Linked DNA regions of Homo sapiens: region 1 is linked to region 2. Evidence: chromatin loops called from intact Hi-C (ENCODE). Cell type or tissue: tibial artery. All regions are shown on one strand. Links, peaks and the distances in the headings refer to the core of each region. The heading gives the core; the rest is flanking DNA. Region 1 has its middle 120 kb from the start of CHST1. Region 2 has its middle 58 kb from the start of CHST1.

Region 1 (2,912 bases), core at 235-2,734, 63 kb after region 2:
AATCCCACAGACTGGGTGGCTTATACAACAGTCCAAGATCAAGGTGTTGGCTGGATTAGTTTCTTCTGAGGTCTCTCTCCTTGGCTTGTAGATGTCTGTCTTCTCCCTGTGTCCCCACATGGACTTCCTTTTATAGGTCTGTGTCTAAATTTCCTCTTCTTATGAGGATAGCAGTCATATGGGATTAGGGCTGACCCGAATGACCTCATGTTGCCTTAATTACTACTTTAAACGCCCTATCTCCAAATACAGTCACATTCTGAGTTACTGGGCATTGAGATTTCAACATACGAATTTTGGGGGACAGAATTCAGTTTGTAAAAGGAGCCATTTCCCCTTTGGAATTTCTGTATGCCTGGCAGGGGATGCTTTAGCTAGAAGTGAGGTGGCCCTCACACAACATCAAGCATAATGGAAGGTGTAATGACCACCTGCTGCTCCCCACTTTTGTAGCCAATTCTTTGAGATCCCAGAGCAATGAAGTATAGACAGAGCCAGGTTCAGCACATGAAATCTGTAGAAATTTGATTGACACAAAGATGCTGCCGGCATCTTGGGATCAGGCCAGAGGTGTTGCAAATTGAAGGCAGAGGAATTTCCTAAGCATCTCTAAAGTTATGGCTGAGGCTTCTGTAAGTCAAAAAACCCTTCTCCCACTGCAGTGTTTCTTAATTCCTTATCACCACAACAGCCAGGATGAGTGGCAGGCGCTTTAGAAAGAGGGGCAGTGGGAGCAAGCCCTCCAGTGCTACTTCCATCCCTGAGTTGAAGATGTTGGTCCTTTTGAGTCTCTCCTAATAGTTTCATCTCCCTCTGATGACTGGCCAATATGTCCTGAAACATTTTGGGGTGTATCTGCCGTAAGGATATTGCTGGCATCATTTTATTTATGTAGATCATAAGGAAACCAAAATGACAGAAAGTGTACATGTCACCTATGGGAAAGGTGAGACTTGAGACTCCTAAGCCAATAGAAAGCAAATTATGTCCAGAAAGCAGTTATGCCCCTTTTATTTGATAATAAAGGGCAACCAAGCACTTGATTCTGGGAAACAAGTGAGGAAGTGTAGGAAACACAGTGGATTTGACTCCAGATCTCTGCTGCTTAAGAGGGGAGCTCACTGTAGCTCCCCTCAACAGGAAAAGCCCAACCTTTGCGGCCTGGCACACCTGAATCCATATCTTGGTGGCGTGACCCTGGGTAAGTTACTTAATCTCTTGTAAGCCTCAGTTTTTACACCTGTAAAATGGGGATGATACCCAAATGATATAATTTATAGAAGTGTTGAGCCCAGTGCCTGGCACATAATAGGTGCCTAGTGCATATCAGCTTCTTCCTTGTTCTTCCTCTCCCAATCTGTGTCTCTGGGTCTTTCTACTTTGCCTGGGCAAGGTGACTGTCACTCTTGCCCCTTCTCTGCAGCATTGGTCATGTAATAAGGCAGAAGAAGCCTGGCATATACATTACAATTAGAGAGTTTCTAGGTTTTCCTCTCTATAAATGGTTGGGTTAGATATGGTGATATCTGAGCTGCTTTCTGTCTCTGACATTTGTGAATGCTATATTCTACTGGGGCTGTGAGACCTTGGCCTTGGAAATTCATGGGGAAGTCAAGACCCAGTTCATCCTGATGGTCAAAGGCTGGTCTGGATCCCTGAGAAACAGCTATAGGACACACAGACCTCTCCCTACCCCGGACCATGAGAGGAGGGAGGGTGGTGCGGGGCTGGTGACAGAGCTAAAGGGTGTTGCTATAATTAAACACCATGTCTTACATCAATTCCACACTGACGCTTCTCTACAGAGTCAGGCTGACATTCATTTCTTATAAGAACGCTTTGTCAAAATAATTTTTTTATTAAAAAAAGAAAGATTCCTGCCAAAGCAGCAGAGCCATATTTTCCAGGACTCTCCAAGGGAGAACTGACTCAGAGCAAGCTCTGAGCAGGGGTATCTGCTTATTGGCACCTTAGAGATCTGAGCCTGTGGTAGACGTGAGCTCTGAGAGGTTATTGGCTCCACATCTTGTGCTCCTAGGTCAAGATCCCAGACCCCTCTGTAGGATGGAAGTGAAGATGCTTGGAGCTTGGAGCTCTGGTCCAACCCAGAGGGGGAAGTGACTTGCCCAAGGTCTTAGTGCCTTCTGGCAGGGTAGGGCTGGAGCTGTCTCATTCATGAGTGAGCACTGTGAAATGGAAAGGACAATAGGCCCATTGGTGCCCCTCTCTCAGGCTCAGCTTCTTATTTGAAAGGTAAGAATAATTATGCCTAAGCTAGGGGTTATCATGGGAACTAGATTAGAGGGTTTATTGAAAGGTGTCTGGCTCAATGAATAGAGGGATGTAATTCTAGAAGGCATAGGAAATCCAGGGGTCTATACATGAGGAAGGAGAATTCACTGGGCTTTTCTACCCAAACAGCTCCCCGGAAGTTCCACTACACTGTTTCCTAGGGCAGGACTGGGGAAGGAGGAGCAACCCACCAGGTACGCATGGGCTCCAGCACCTTCTTTGTGAGTAGGATGTGCTCCTGACCACTGCACCACACTGCCTCCCTAGAAGGGTTTTGAACTTTTATAATGAGAACTCAACCTTTCCTTGGCCTTCTGAACAGTGAGAAGACACCATCTAGAAATAATACTGTAAGTTTGAGGCAAGGTCAGAACTTGAACCCAGGTCTCTGCTAACTCAGATCAACGTTGGTCTCCCAGGCTCATGGGAACTGTCCCTGGTGCTGACCCCAGGTCCACACTCTCTAGCTTGACTTGGCCTCGTGTCTGGCTTGGGTTCCCGCCCTAAAAGGCCCTTAAGAACCTCTTTTGGCAGAGGAAGACAAAGCCCCCAGAGGACAAGTGACTTGTTCAAGGCCACATAACAGTTCCCTGTGGCACTAGAGTACCTCATCACTTACT
Region 2 (2,912 bases), core at 207-2,706:
CCATCCATCCATCTGGCCAACCATGCATTTACACATCATCTGTCATCTATCATCTCTATCTGTGGTGGACACTGTGATGTGCTGTTCAGATCCCCTTACAATGGAGGACTTGTTGCTCCAACTGCTAGGAGTGCTGGTGTCAAAGAGCTTTTAGTGGTCAGTTACTTCAGGGATTATCTCAGCTGAAGAGAACTGTCTTGCCCAAGATTGCGCCCTTTCCCAAGGCAGCCTACATCCAATGACATCATTGTGAGAGTATAAGGGCCTGATCATGTTGGTGCATCAGGACAACTCTGCAGGGCTGTTCTTGCTCCAGAGCTCCCACGGTGTGGGGCCTGCATTCCAGCTTGAATTTCCCTCTGCCTGCTCCTGCTTCCTTTTCTCTCCTTTGTACAGGTGTTGACTCCAAGCATGCTCCTTATTAAACATCCTGCACACTAAACTATGGCTCAGGATCTGCTTCCTGGGGAATTCAACCTGTGTCTCTGACATCATCCTTTCATCTATAAATGCATTTCTCCATCCACATGTCCTTTCATCCAATAAGTAAACATTTACCTTAAACTTGCTGCATGTGTAAGAGTTGGGTATTACAGGGGACAGAGACATGAACTAAAAATGAGTCCTGCCCTCAAGGAGCTCACAGACTGATAGGGATGGTTAGACCTGCCTACAAACAGCTCTAACAAGTAAATCAGAACAGAGAGTGGTCCTCTCAGCTGAGGGAATTGGGGAAGGCTTCATGGGGGAGGTAATACCTGAGATGGGCCGTGAAGGAAGGGGGATAAGAAATAGAATCTGGTTTTGTGGAACTGGAATGAAAGTGGCTTTTATGCAGTATGAACAGCCATTTAAAGCATATAGAATGGAAATGAGACCCATCCACCTGAAGGGAAGAGGCAGGTGCCATGGCTGGGCATAGCTGGACCTTGGATAACCTCATGACAACCACTTTCTATGTCTCTACCATGTCCCTTCCTACAGAGCCCTTCCTTTACTCCCAGCTCTTCCTCCCACCTGCCTCCCCTCTGGCCCCACAGGAAGCGTGGCTTGGTCATCAGCCAAAGCCCTGTGGTCTGGCCATAGTGGGGAGGGGCCAAAGGCCACAGCAGAGAGGAGGGCAAGATGCTTTCCTGGCCGCAGAGAAGAGGAGGCAATGGCATGACTGGCAAGCTCTTTAATCCAGGGCTGCTCACTCCCCAGAAGACTGCTTCCTCCAGCTCCCTTCTGGATTAATAAGAAACCAGATGGGCCCAGCTGGTTGGTGAGAGTCATGCGCTAATGAGGCCAAGATTGCAGCATGACCTCTGGAAGGGCCTGGAAGCTTAACGTGCAGAGAGTCTGTTCACAGATCTCTGACCCAGGCAAAGATGGTAACCCTGACCTTGGCTGGGTACGTGACCCCTGGCCTCTACCATTGACTAAGCCCTAACCCTGATCACAGACTAAGCCCAGTGTCTGGCTGCAGAATGATCCCCAAACACCAATCAATCAATTAATCAACCATCTGACAGCTCTGTATGGAAGAGCTTCTGTAGAGGCTGAATGTTATTCCAGGATGCTGGGGGATGAAGGCATTGCCTCTGGGGCTCACCTGGGTCTAGGGTAGCCACGCTCAGGGATGCTGGCTTCTGCTCACTGTCGGGATGGGTTTTCTATTTGCTCCCCCACAATAATAAGGGCTGCTCTTTTAAGCAGTCAGCTCCCCATCAGAGGAAGTGTCTAGTTGGTAGCTGGTGGACAATCATCCATCAGTGACTTTTAAAGAGGATGCTGGCACTGAGTGGGGCCTTCACTGGACACAATGCTTGCTGACTGAGTGACCTGGGCCAATGAGTTTCTTCTTGAAGCCTCAGTTTTCATGTCACTACAATGGAGATAAAGAAGTATGTATTGGCTGGGTGAGGTGGCCCACGCCTGTTATCCCAGGACTTTGGGAGGCTAAGGTGGGAGGACCTCTTGAGCCTGGGAGTTTGAGACCAGTCTGGGAAATATAGTAAGATCTCATCTCTGTGAAACAAACAAACAAACAAACAAAAAAAACATTAAAAAATAAGGCAAGTATGGTGGCGAGTGCTTGTAGGAGGATGACTTGAGCCCAGGAGGTGGAGGCTGCAGCAGAGAGCTGAGACTGTGCCACTGCGCACTCCAGCCTGGGTGATAGAATAAAATAAAATAAAAGAAAGAAAGAAAAAAGAAAAAAGAAGTGTGTACTGTGCACTTCCTAGCCCTGTGGTGACTGCTTGATGAGACTGTGTGTGTGCTGCTCTAAGCACTGTGCTAACTCAGTGCTCAACACTTCGTAGGCATTTTTGTTATTGCTCTAAGACTATCCCCAGCAGGAGGGCTGTTGAGGTTTTCGTTTCAGGCATTTGAGAAAGGGTGCAATGAATCTTGCCCTTCTTAGCAAATAGCCATGGTCAGGGGCTGGGCCCATGGGCCAAGGAAGGGACAAGGCTGTATACTCAGCAGGGCTTGTTTCCCCACCCAACCTCACCCCCTCTCCTAAGCCCTGTAGCCCCTTGACCTTTTATCCTGGGAAGTGAGAGGAGCCAGGGAATGGGGAATACCAGGGAGAGGAGCCATCCATAGGGAATACCAGGAAACACCCCATTCCTCCCTGCCCCTCCCCAGCTCAGGCAGGTTTAGGGCCATTCTGCAGCCTCAGCGAGAATCTCCATGCCTCGAATGGTTACCATGGCAACCCTGCGGCGGGAGAAGCAGGGGGAGCCTGACTCGGGGATGGGAACCTGAATTTCCAAGGCAGCACGGCCCTCAGGTTGGCTGCAGAGTTCTGATCCTGCTAGGGGTGGGGTGGGGCAGGAACAGGGTGCTCAGGGATGAACTAGCCTGCCCGAGAACCAGGACCTTTGCCCTCAGAGCTGCTAGGGACAAATGGCGTCTTGGCTCAG

The links. Peaks named below come from ENCODE experiments on the same cell type or tissue, not always from the same donor. Only the 100,000 strongest peaks of a DNase experiment are listed, where the experiment ranks them.
Region 1: it touches region 2 in a loop (4-fold over the local background); 1 of 110 quality-filtered maps calls a loop at or near these places.

The regions. Positions count from the first base shown.
Region 1 is chr11:45,543,852-45,546,763 of GRCh38, reverse strand. No RefSeq gene overlaps it. Among named protein-coding and RNA genes, the nearest start is that of CHST1, 120 kb to the left of the region's middle. In tibial artery, for the core only: no CTCF peak of the experiment used is centred there; no DNase peak of the experiment used is centred there; H3K27me3 peaks cover 1,564 bases.
Region 2 is chr11:45,606,494-45,609,405 of GRCh38, reverse strand. No RefSeq gene overlaps it. Among named protein-coding and RNA genes, the nearest start is that of CHST1, 58 kb to the left of the region's middle. RefSeq lists an enhancer at 2,380-2,879. In tibial artery, for the core only: no CTCF peak of the experiment used is centred there; a DNase peak (open chromatin) is centred at 1,215; H3K27me3 peaks cover 733 bases.